Linked DNA regions of Mus musculus: all the other regions are linked to region 1. Evidence: chromatin contacts called from ENCODE POLR2A ChIA-PET data. All regions are on one chromosome and are shown on one strand. Each heading gives the region's core, a stretch centred on a gene start or an enhancer-like site at or near the end of the contact. The rest is flanking DNA. Distances are from core to core; before and after follow the strand shown. Region 1 holds the start of Ndufc2 (NADH:ubiquinone oxidoreductase subunit C2). Region 2 holds the start of Usp35 (ubiquitin specific peptidase 35). Region 3 holds the start of Ints4 (integrator complex subunit 4).

Evidence for each region. ChIA-PET counts read pairs that join two places held with the same protein, here RNA polymerase II (POLR2A).
Region 2: POLR2A ChIA-PET joins it to region 1 with 16 read pairs in Patski. The contact joins the promoter of Usp35 here to the promoter of Ndufc2 in region 1. POLR2A ChIA-PET finds 5 or more read pairs at or near these places in 3 of 5 experiments (Patski and embryonic stem cell).
Region 3: POLR2A ChIA-PET joins it to region 1 with 25 read pairs in Patski. The contact joins the promoter of Ints4 here to the promoter of Ndufc2 in region 1. POLR2A ChIA-PET finds 5 or more read pairs at or near these places in 4 of 5 experiments (Patski and embryonic stem cell).

What each region holds. Positions count from the first base shown.
Region 1 is chr7:97,398,671-97,401,370 of GRCm38, reverse strand. It overlaps Ndufc2 (NADH:ubiquinone oxidoreductase subunit C2), which reads right to left and starts at 1,368. Exons shown (of 3, transcript NM_024220.2): 1 at 1,014-1,368. The coding sequence starts at 1,182.
Region 2 is chr7:97,330,750-97,333,449 of GRCm38, reverse strand. It overlaps Usp35 (ubiquitin specific peptidase 35), which reads left to right and starts at 1,341. Exons shown (of 11, transcript NM_001177412.2): 1 at 1,341-1,613. Kctd21 (potassium channel tetramerisation domain containing 21) reads right to left here and starts at 1,127. Exons shown (of 2, transcript NM_001039039.3): 1 at 1,079-1,127.
Region 3 is chr7:97,479,650-97,482,349 of GRCm38, reverse strand. It overlaps Ints4 (integrator complex subunit 4), which reads right to left and starts at 1,394. Exons shown (of 23, transcript NM_027256.2): 1 at 1,200-1,394. The coding sequence starts at 1,253.

The DNA.
Region 1 (2,700 bases), core at 119-2,618:
CTCAAAAGTTTTCATGTCTTCCCCACCCAGAGAATAAACTGCCCTCGTCTGATAGCCTCTGCAGCCTTATCACTGTAATCTTGCAGCTAAGTAATCAAATTCACCCACTTTCAGAACGCCTTGCACACCCCACCCCCACCCCCAGACATACGAAGTTCTTTTAACTCTTGCTTGATATTCAAAGTTAAGTTCACATCTAGTGACATGATAAAGACATTTGCCACCAAGTCTGACTTGGGGAGTTCAATCCCCAGGGCTGACACGGTATTGGAGAGAGAACTAATTCAGGTTGTTATCTCCCCTCTACCCCCCCCCCCATATAAAGAATAACTATAACAAAGACAGTTAGTTTGCTTCTACATGTATCTTTGGAATTCTACAGTTCTTAGCACAGCTACATTGTGTAAGCTAAGCTATTCTCAATCGTGACCAGAAGCCAGTGACAAACTAGAATATACAGCTTGCTAGTTTATTGACAGTCTCCTATTCCAGAATAAGGGCAGTAGTAGCGTCTGGAGTTTTGTCCACATTAGTCCTCTCCCCAGACCTTATGAATCAAACCAATATTTTAACTGTATATTATTTCTATGCACTCCAACTCTGAGAAGCTCTGGTTCTAAGCACACACCAACACAACACAAGCTCCTCTCTTTAACTAGACCGTGGGCAAGGTGCTTTAACTCTGCTTGGGTCTCGTGCTCTCGTCAGTACAATACTTTCTCACGTCTGAGAGAAATGGGCTGGGCAACCGTTTAGCACGAAGTACAACGCGAACTGTGAGGAGCCCTTCTTGAGTCCTTCGCAGACTTAACCGTGGGGTTTAGAAGTCCCCATTGCACTGCACTTGGTTTTCTTCAATGTGGCTACTCTTGGCGCTGAGAACCCGAGAGGGGATGCACGCCCTGGGAGAGCCAGGCGCCCCCAGCTAGGCAGGAAGGCCTCGTAGAGCACAGATGACCTCAGCGGGCAACCCTGCAGCTCCTCGTCCGAGCGGGATCGCCCGCAGCCCTCACCTGCTCTCATCACCGGTCGCATCCGCAGCATGTTGTCCATCAGGCCCGTGCAGTAGCCCAACAAGCCCATGTAGACAAGCCGCGGGTCGTTCAGCTTGGGCGGGGGCAGGCTCCGGGCCTCGTCCGGCAAGAATTTTAAGGGCTCATGGCCCGGCCGGCCGTTCATCATCTTGAGGCAGGTTCCACGAGAGGTTTGACCTCGACTCCAACTATAGGAAAAACAACGACTCCAAACGCCGTGACCGAGCTACCGTCCTCCTCCGCGCTCTAGGCTGAAGGGCATTGCGTACGGCGGTGCAGCACCCAAAAGCTTCCCTGTGCGCTCAGCCTTAGCAACCTCTGCACGCGAGGTTCCGGGCTTCTAAGTGGCCCACAACGCGTGAAGGCTTGCGCTGACATTGTAGTGTGTGTGTGTGTGTGTGTGTGTGTGTGGGGGGGGGTTATAATAAATAACCCACAGTGGGCAAAGGCTAGGAAACATTGGTATGTATGTATGTATGTATGTATGTATGTATGTATGTAGTCCAGTTACCACAATCGAAATTGTCTCTCACTTACTTGCCCCCAGGCCTATGGCTCTTCAGAAAACATTATCTTAGCATCCAAAAATCAACATCTACAAGTGGTCATAATGGCTAGTTCATTTATCTAAAGCCTATAAAAGCAAGCTTTCTGGGGTTCCAGCAGTTCGTTTGCAGTTACTTCCCCCACCCCCAAAGCCTAAAATGAAGGTAAGGTCAGCACCAGGGTATTCGGAGGTCAGGAGCGAATCATTTACCCTAACCTTGAGATTCAGTTCTGGCGATAGTCTGCTAAAATGGTTCCCCCTAGGCCTTCAGGTCTATGTACGTGGCTGAGAGAAGTGTTCCCCAACGGATTAAGGAGTGAAAGAAGGAATTCCTAAAGTTCTATCAAGCGATTGCCTAGTCTCTTTCCGCTCACCTAAAATAAAGGACTTTCCGTACTTGAACATCTCCCTTTGGAAAGCCCTTCCTGATACTGAAAATGTATATGCTTCTAAGACAGGAGTACTAAATACCAGCTAAGAGTCGAGTGCGGGGATATTCCTCAATACTTGTACTCTTTGAGGAAAATCCAGTGAGACACACAGATAAAAGCAATGGAGCATGTGAGCAAATCTCTCTTAAAATCGTAGTGGTGCCTGTAATCCTAGCAGTTGGCAAGCAGTATGTCATTCTTGGGTACACAAGTCCCTGCCTAAAATAGATGAAACAGACAGACAATACATAAAAGCAATACAGTTGCATCAGCTTGCGCAGACCGGGGTTGAGTAAGAGAAAGGGAGACTATTTATACGGTCTGGGAATCTACCTAACTTTACCATGTAATTAGCAAGTTGAAATGGTTTTCTTTTCCCTGTATCTTTGTCCAACACTGGTCTGAACTGGAAGTTATTTATTTCTTTTTGAGATTTGCTCAAGGTTTTTCATCAGGTAATTATCAGAGCCCACTAGCTAATTATCCTTTCTTGGAAGGAGGAAGGGAATTTATAAGAACCAGGGCCAGAGTCTCCTTTAGTGCCCCGCCGTGAGAGTGAGACTCCACACCTCCACTGCTCACCTCTACCTTCTGCCTAACAAAGGCTGGGGTGGGGTCTTTCCATATCTCTGTGTAGCACTAACTGACCTGAAATTTGCTACTTAGTCCAAGATAGCTTCAAACTAAT
Region 2 (2,700 bases), core at 92-2,591, 68 kb after region 1:
TTTGTTGAAGATGGTCCCAACACCATCCCTCAACCGCAGGCAGAACTTTCCCTAGCCACCCTGGCTCATCTTGTGGTTTTCCTCAGGCACCCACACCTCCTTTCAGCTTTCTCTTCCTGTGGCCTTCCCACTCCTCCCAACAGTGATAACTGTAAACAAAGGGCTTTCAAATAGCTCCAGCCTGAAGACACCATAGAAGGGTTGCCTTGTAGCTGGGCATTGAAAGTGCTAGGGCACAGGTCCTGGAGCACAACTTTGGATGGGTGGGGCATTGGATTGCCTTGTAGCTGGGCATTGAAAGTGCTAGGGCACAGGTCCTGGAGCACAACTTTGGATGGGTGGGGCATTGGGTTGCCTTGTAGCTGGGCATTGAAAGTGCTAGGGCACAGGTCCTGGAGCACAACTTTGGATGGGTGGGGCATCACAATGCTTGCTTCTTTCCTGTCACCCCAGACCAAACCTCTGTTTCCCCTGTGGGCAGAGAAAGGCAGGGTCTTTGAAGGCTTTTGGGGGCAAGTCACTTATCAGGTGTGTTGCTCAACTGGAAACAGTTATCACGGTGAGGCCTTGGCGGGATGTGAGTAGAATGAGTATGTGTGTGACGCACTGAGCTCCAGGGATGGGCTCTTTATTTCTAGTCACATGGAAAGAATGGTGCTGTGTACATCCACACGCCCTGGGTTCACTAGAGCTGGGAGGGGTCCCTGTCATCCCTGTGGTCCGCCTCGCGCTCGCCCACCTAACCCAGCACCCACTCCTCAGCTCTGGAACCGGTCCCTTCTGATCAAACAAGAGGTCCCCTTCTCACCTAGAGACTCGGCTCCTCTTCCTAACCCACCAAAGGCTCCTCCCACAGCGCATCCCTTTCTCCAGCCCCGCCCCTCAGGTGGTTCGGTCTACCCCCTCACCCCGAAACGCGCCCCTCCCCCGCGGCCACGGGCGGGGCTACCCCATTTCACAGATGAGAACAGCGAGGCTGCGACAGATGACCTTTCACGGCAGGACAGGTGCCCGGAAAGACATGTATGCGTCCGCTGGGTCCAGAGCCCTCCCCGAAACCCCTGCGCACCGCACCCACCTCCTGCCCTCGCTCGGCAGCCTCCCCTCCAGCCAGCGCAGCTTCGCTAGGGGGTGGGCCGGGCTGGGGCAGGGGCGGGTCGTCCCGGGCCGCGCGCTGGCCGCCGGGACTTGTAGTCCCCTCTGCGTTCCTTCCTGTGCCGCGTGCCGGGCCCGGACTCCACCTCCCAGGAGGCTACGCGGAGAGCCAGCCCCCTACTGGCCCGCCCCGCCGGCACTGGGACCAGCTGGCCTTAAAGGGGACGCGGCCCGACTGGGAGCTCGCAGGGTAACCCCCGCTGTGGCTCCGCCCCGTTTCCCCGCACCTCACCCCTCTCCCAGTTCCGTCCCGCAGCTCTGAGACCGCGCAGTTGCACTGCCCAGGTCCATCTAGGGTTGTGCGGAGCGGGGTGGGTGGAGTTGGACATCACAAAGTAGCAGCAGCATCCCTGCGGTCTGGGACCCCTCGGTAGGGGAGCGGAGGACCCGCCCTGACCTCGACTGGCCCAGCCTAGTCTAGTCCGGCCCATGCGCCCCGCCCAGGAGTGGGTTCTAAGGTAAGGCCCTCTGAAGTCTAGGAGTTAAGGGGGCTTTGGGTGTTTGAGTGCTCATGTCGGGGGGCGGGGGCAGTGTCTGCACTCTTGACATTTCGAGTGCTCCTTACTTATCTTTAGGACTCTGAGAGCACGAGATTGGAAGGTGGGGGATCTAGGTGCTTCTGGGCCTTTGCTGTGTGACCTTGGCCTTCTAACTGCCCCTCTCTGAGCCTTAACCATCTCCTTCATCAACTGAGTAGTTCCAGCTTCTGTACCTCTCAGTCCTGAGAGCAGCCACAACTAGAACCATGACGCCTGGCAATCTTTTTGCGGAGAACCCCCAGTCTGGGCTAAACAGGCGTAAGGAAGGAAGAGAGGGGGCCCAACTGGAGTAGACACTGAGGATCCAGAGGCAGTCTGATCATCTTTGTCCTGGAGTCCGGGGGCCTTGACATCGCTTGCAGATTGCAGAACTGAAGCTTAAGCGCCTGTCCTCCCTCAGAGAAAGTCTGGGCTGGGAGTGGGGGCTGGGTTAGCAGAGGTTAGTGAGTGGTGGCTCTGTAATCAGGGGCGAGTGTGGACAGTCCCAGAGGGGACTTCTCTTCATCTTCTCTTCCATCTCTCTAATTCCTCTTCAGTAACAGGGTTGTTCTTGCCTGTCACTAGCAAAGCCCTCACTCCTGTCTTTCCAGGACCCAGCCTGGGGCTGGTCGAGGCCTCCTAGGGGGAAGGGTGCCATGCTAGGGTTGCCTTGGTAAGACACTGAGTTAAAACACATTCTGCTGCCAAGAGACCCGAGTGAACCCTGGCGTCCATAGGAGTCAGGGTGTGGGGGCATGAATGTGAGGGGCTGAGAGGACAGCAGATGAACCCCCTCCTCCCCAACGCAGGGCAGGGACCTGCAGACCCTCCCTCCTCCCCTTTGAGGAGATCTGGGAACAGCAGATCCAGGGGCTAACCAGGAGCTGGGGTTTCTTATTGTTTTTTCTGCCTTGTTTGTATGGGCCATTTCTGGAATGGCTGAGTCTTCTTTGGCCTCTGTGAGGTATCTCGCAGATGTTCAAGGGTCATGGATATTAGAGTCCAGGCCCAGGCTGAGGAGGGACAG
Region 3 (2,700 bases), core at 145-2,644, 81 kb before region 1:
TGATAGACAACGACTTCCTACCACACATGGTACACAGAAATCACTCAAGTATTTGAAAATACTTTAATTTTTTCCTGTTGAATTAATGAATGAATGGAAGGTTTAAGAGTCATTTTCCATCAGGCATGGTGATGCAAGCCTTTAATCCCTGCACTTGGGAAGAAAAGGCAGGCTGATTCCTTCCTGTTCATGATCAGCCTGCTCTACATAGTGAGACCCTGTCTCAAAGAAAAAAAAAATTTTTTTTTTTCCTTAATGAGACCACTCTGCCTAAATATCTAAGACTGCTGGGGATCCACTGGCATAAACCCCCGGGCCTGGTCAAAATGCAGATCTTGCCTCACACCACCAACCTATTGAACATAATCTGCATCATAACAAACTCCCTAAAAGAGCGAGATCTGTAACAGCTCGGTGGTAGACCACATGCCTCAGCATGCATAAGGCCCTACACTCAATCTCCCCTACTACAAAAAAGATAAAAAATTTAAGTATTCCTCAAGACGCGTATATTTTGTATGTATCTGTGTACATATGGAAATTTAAGAAGCAGAATACATCGCTTCTACAGAGACACTGTGGAGCACACTGACAGTTCTGACAGGGGCTCTCTTGGTCCACCTATGTTTAAAAGAGAGAGGATGATAGGTTTGCCGTCCTGTGACTCTTGCCTGCTTGGTCTGAGCCTTGAATTCTACAGACCTTTAGTCAGCTTGGGGTTTTGCATACAGCTCAACTTGTCTCTGAAAGTTAGAGGTACACGAGTTAAGAGGAGTTCTGCCACCAACTGAGGACAGGAGAATGCAAATATAACCGATCTGGCACAACCGAGCTGTGAGACATTAAAATAAGATACCTGACAGTTTTTAAAACTATACAGCACGTTGTCCCAATGATTTTGTTTTGTCTTTATCAAGTGAGCTGGGAGTGTGACTTTGGGATAGAGTGATAAGTTAGCATGCTTAAGACCCCGAATTCTAGTCCCAGAACTTTAAATACAACAACAACAACAAACCCCAAAGTCAGAGTACACATGAGAACAGCGGCCTCGACCTAACACGCCCCCTGCCTGACGCGCAGCCTAGGAACCTAAACCTAAGCCGGCTACACACAAGCTTAGGCGCTGATCTGGAGAACAGCCTGGGTGCGGACAACCCTCCCGCGCAGACTGGTCCATGGCTTTTTCTGCCAGCGCTTACCTGAACCACTTTAGTGAACTCCTCATACACCCGCTTTTTCAGGTGCGCCGCCATGGCTGCACCGGACCTTCTCGGCTTCTGTACTTGCTGAGAACGTGGAGAGAAACCTTTCTACAGCACCGATTTCGCTGCAATCCCACAAAGCAGTGGGGTTGCTGGATAGAGAGGCCTCTTCCTGAAGCTCCACTGCCCAGTGAGTCGATTGGCTGCCGCTACTGCTGGGAGACGGAAATTAGAGTGCATCCTGGAAGATGGGTGGAGTAAAAGGCGGGGCTGGTGGGAGCTGGAGGCAAAACCCGGAGCTGTATCCTGGAGGTGCCCTGCTAGAATCTTAGGGTGAGTGTTGCCATAGTTCCAGCTCCTCCCCGAAGTTCGTTTTACTTTGTTACAGTAATTTAGAAGTTATCCATCAATAAGAAAGAAGAAGAAGAAAAACGGAAAGATAAAGAAAAGAAAGCCAAGAATCTTCCTGTTGAATCAATGAAAGGTTTAAGATCATTTTTCTGAATGGTACTACTCTGCAAGTCTGAAGATTTAAGAATGCTGGTGGTCCACCCGGAGCCAAGTCTCTATCAGGACTGTCAGTGTGTTCCACGAATCTCTGGTGAAGAGACTAATGCTTCCTCTGACAGCTGGGAAACAGTGAAAAAGAATCTTGAGACTGAGGATGAAGCCACGTGTTGTGGTGTCAAAAACCAGGAGCCAACACTGAGATATAGAAAGGCAAAAATGTTACCATTACAGACACACCCACACACACACACCCACAGTAGAAGGATGAGGTGTCCTCAAAGTCTTACAAAGGTTCTTTATGACTTTGGCAAGCAAGCAAAGCTTAATAAAAAGGGAACTTTATTATGATTAGCATTTAGCATAAACTCAATTACAGGTTTTTAACTTCATTGTAGTTGGTAGGTTTCAGAAAACCTTGTTTTTCAAGTTAAGTCTGCTTCTCAGAAGGTCTTTGTAGTCTTTCTTTGGAAAACAGTCTACATAATAGAAAGATAAATCTCATTTTGCCTAAAAAATGCAAGTACAAATATCAAGACCCTGGAAATAAGTCTAGAACATGAACAATGAGTAGAATAGAGTTCCTGTTATTATTTAACCCTTGTTAAGATCAATAATGAAGGAAGGAATAAGAATGGAATTGCTGTTATTATTTAACCCATATTAAAGTGAATAGTGAAGGCAGAAATAGGGGAGTCAGATTCTAACACAACACTCCTTTAAGACTCTGGTACTTGAACAAGTGACCTCCACGACAAGCATACTGATAATCCCTACCTAACAAAAACATGCTTACAGTGTAATGAAACAATACAGAAACAAGAACACCCTGCATCTGAGATATGTGGTGCTCTTGAGTTTTACAACTCACCTGTTCTTTACTTTTTTAACCAAAACATGGGACATTTAGAGGAGGGAACAGGAAGTTGGTAGGTACAGAGGACCCAAAAACACATAGATTATCTTTATCCTATACTATACGTAGGAAGAC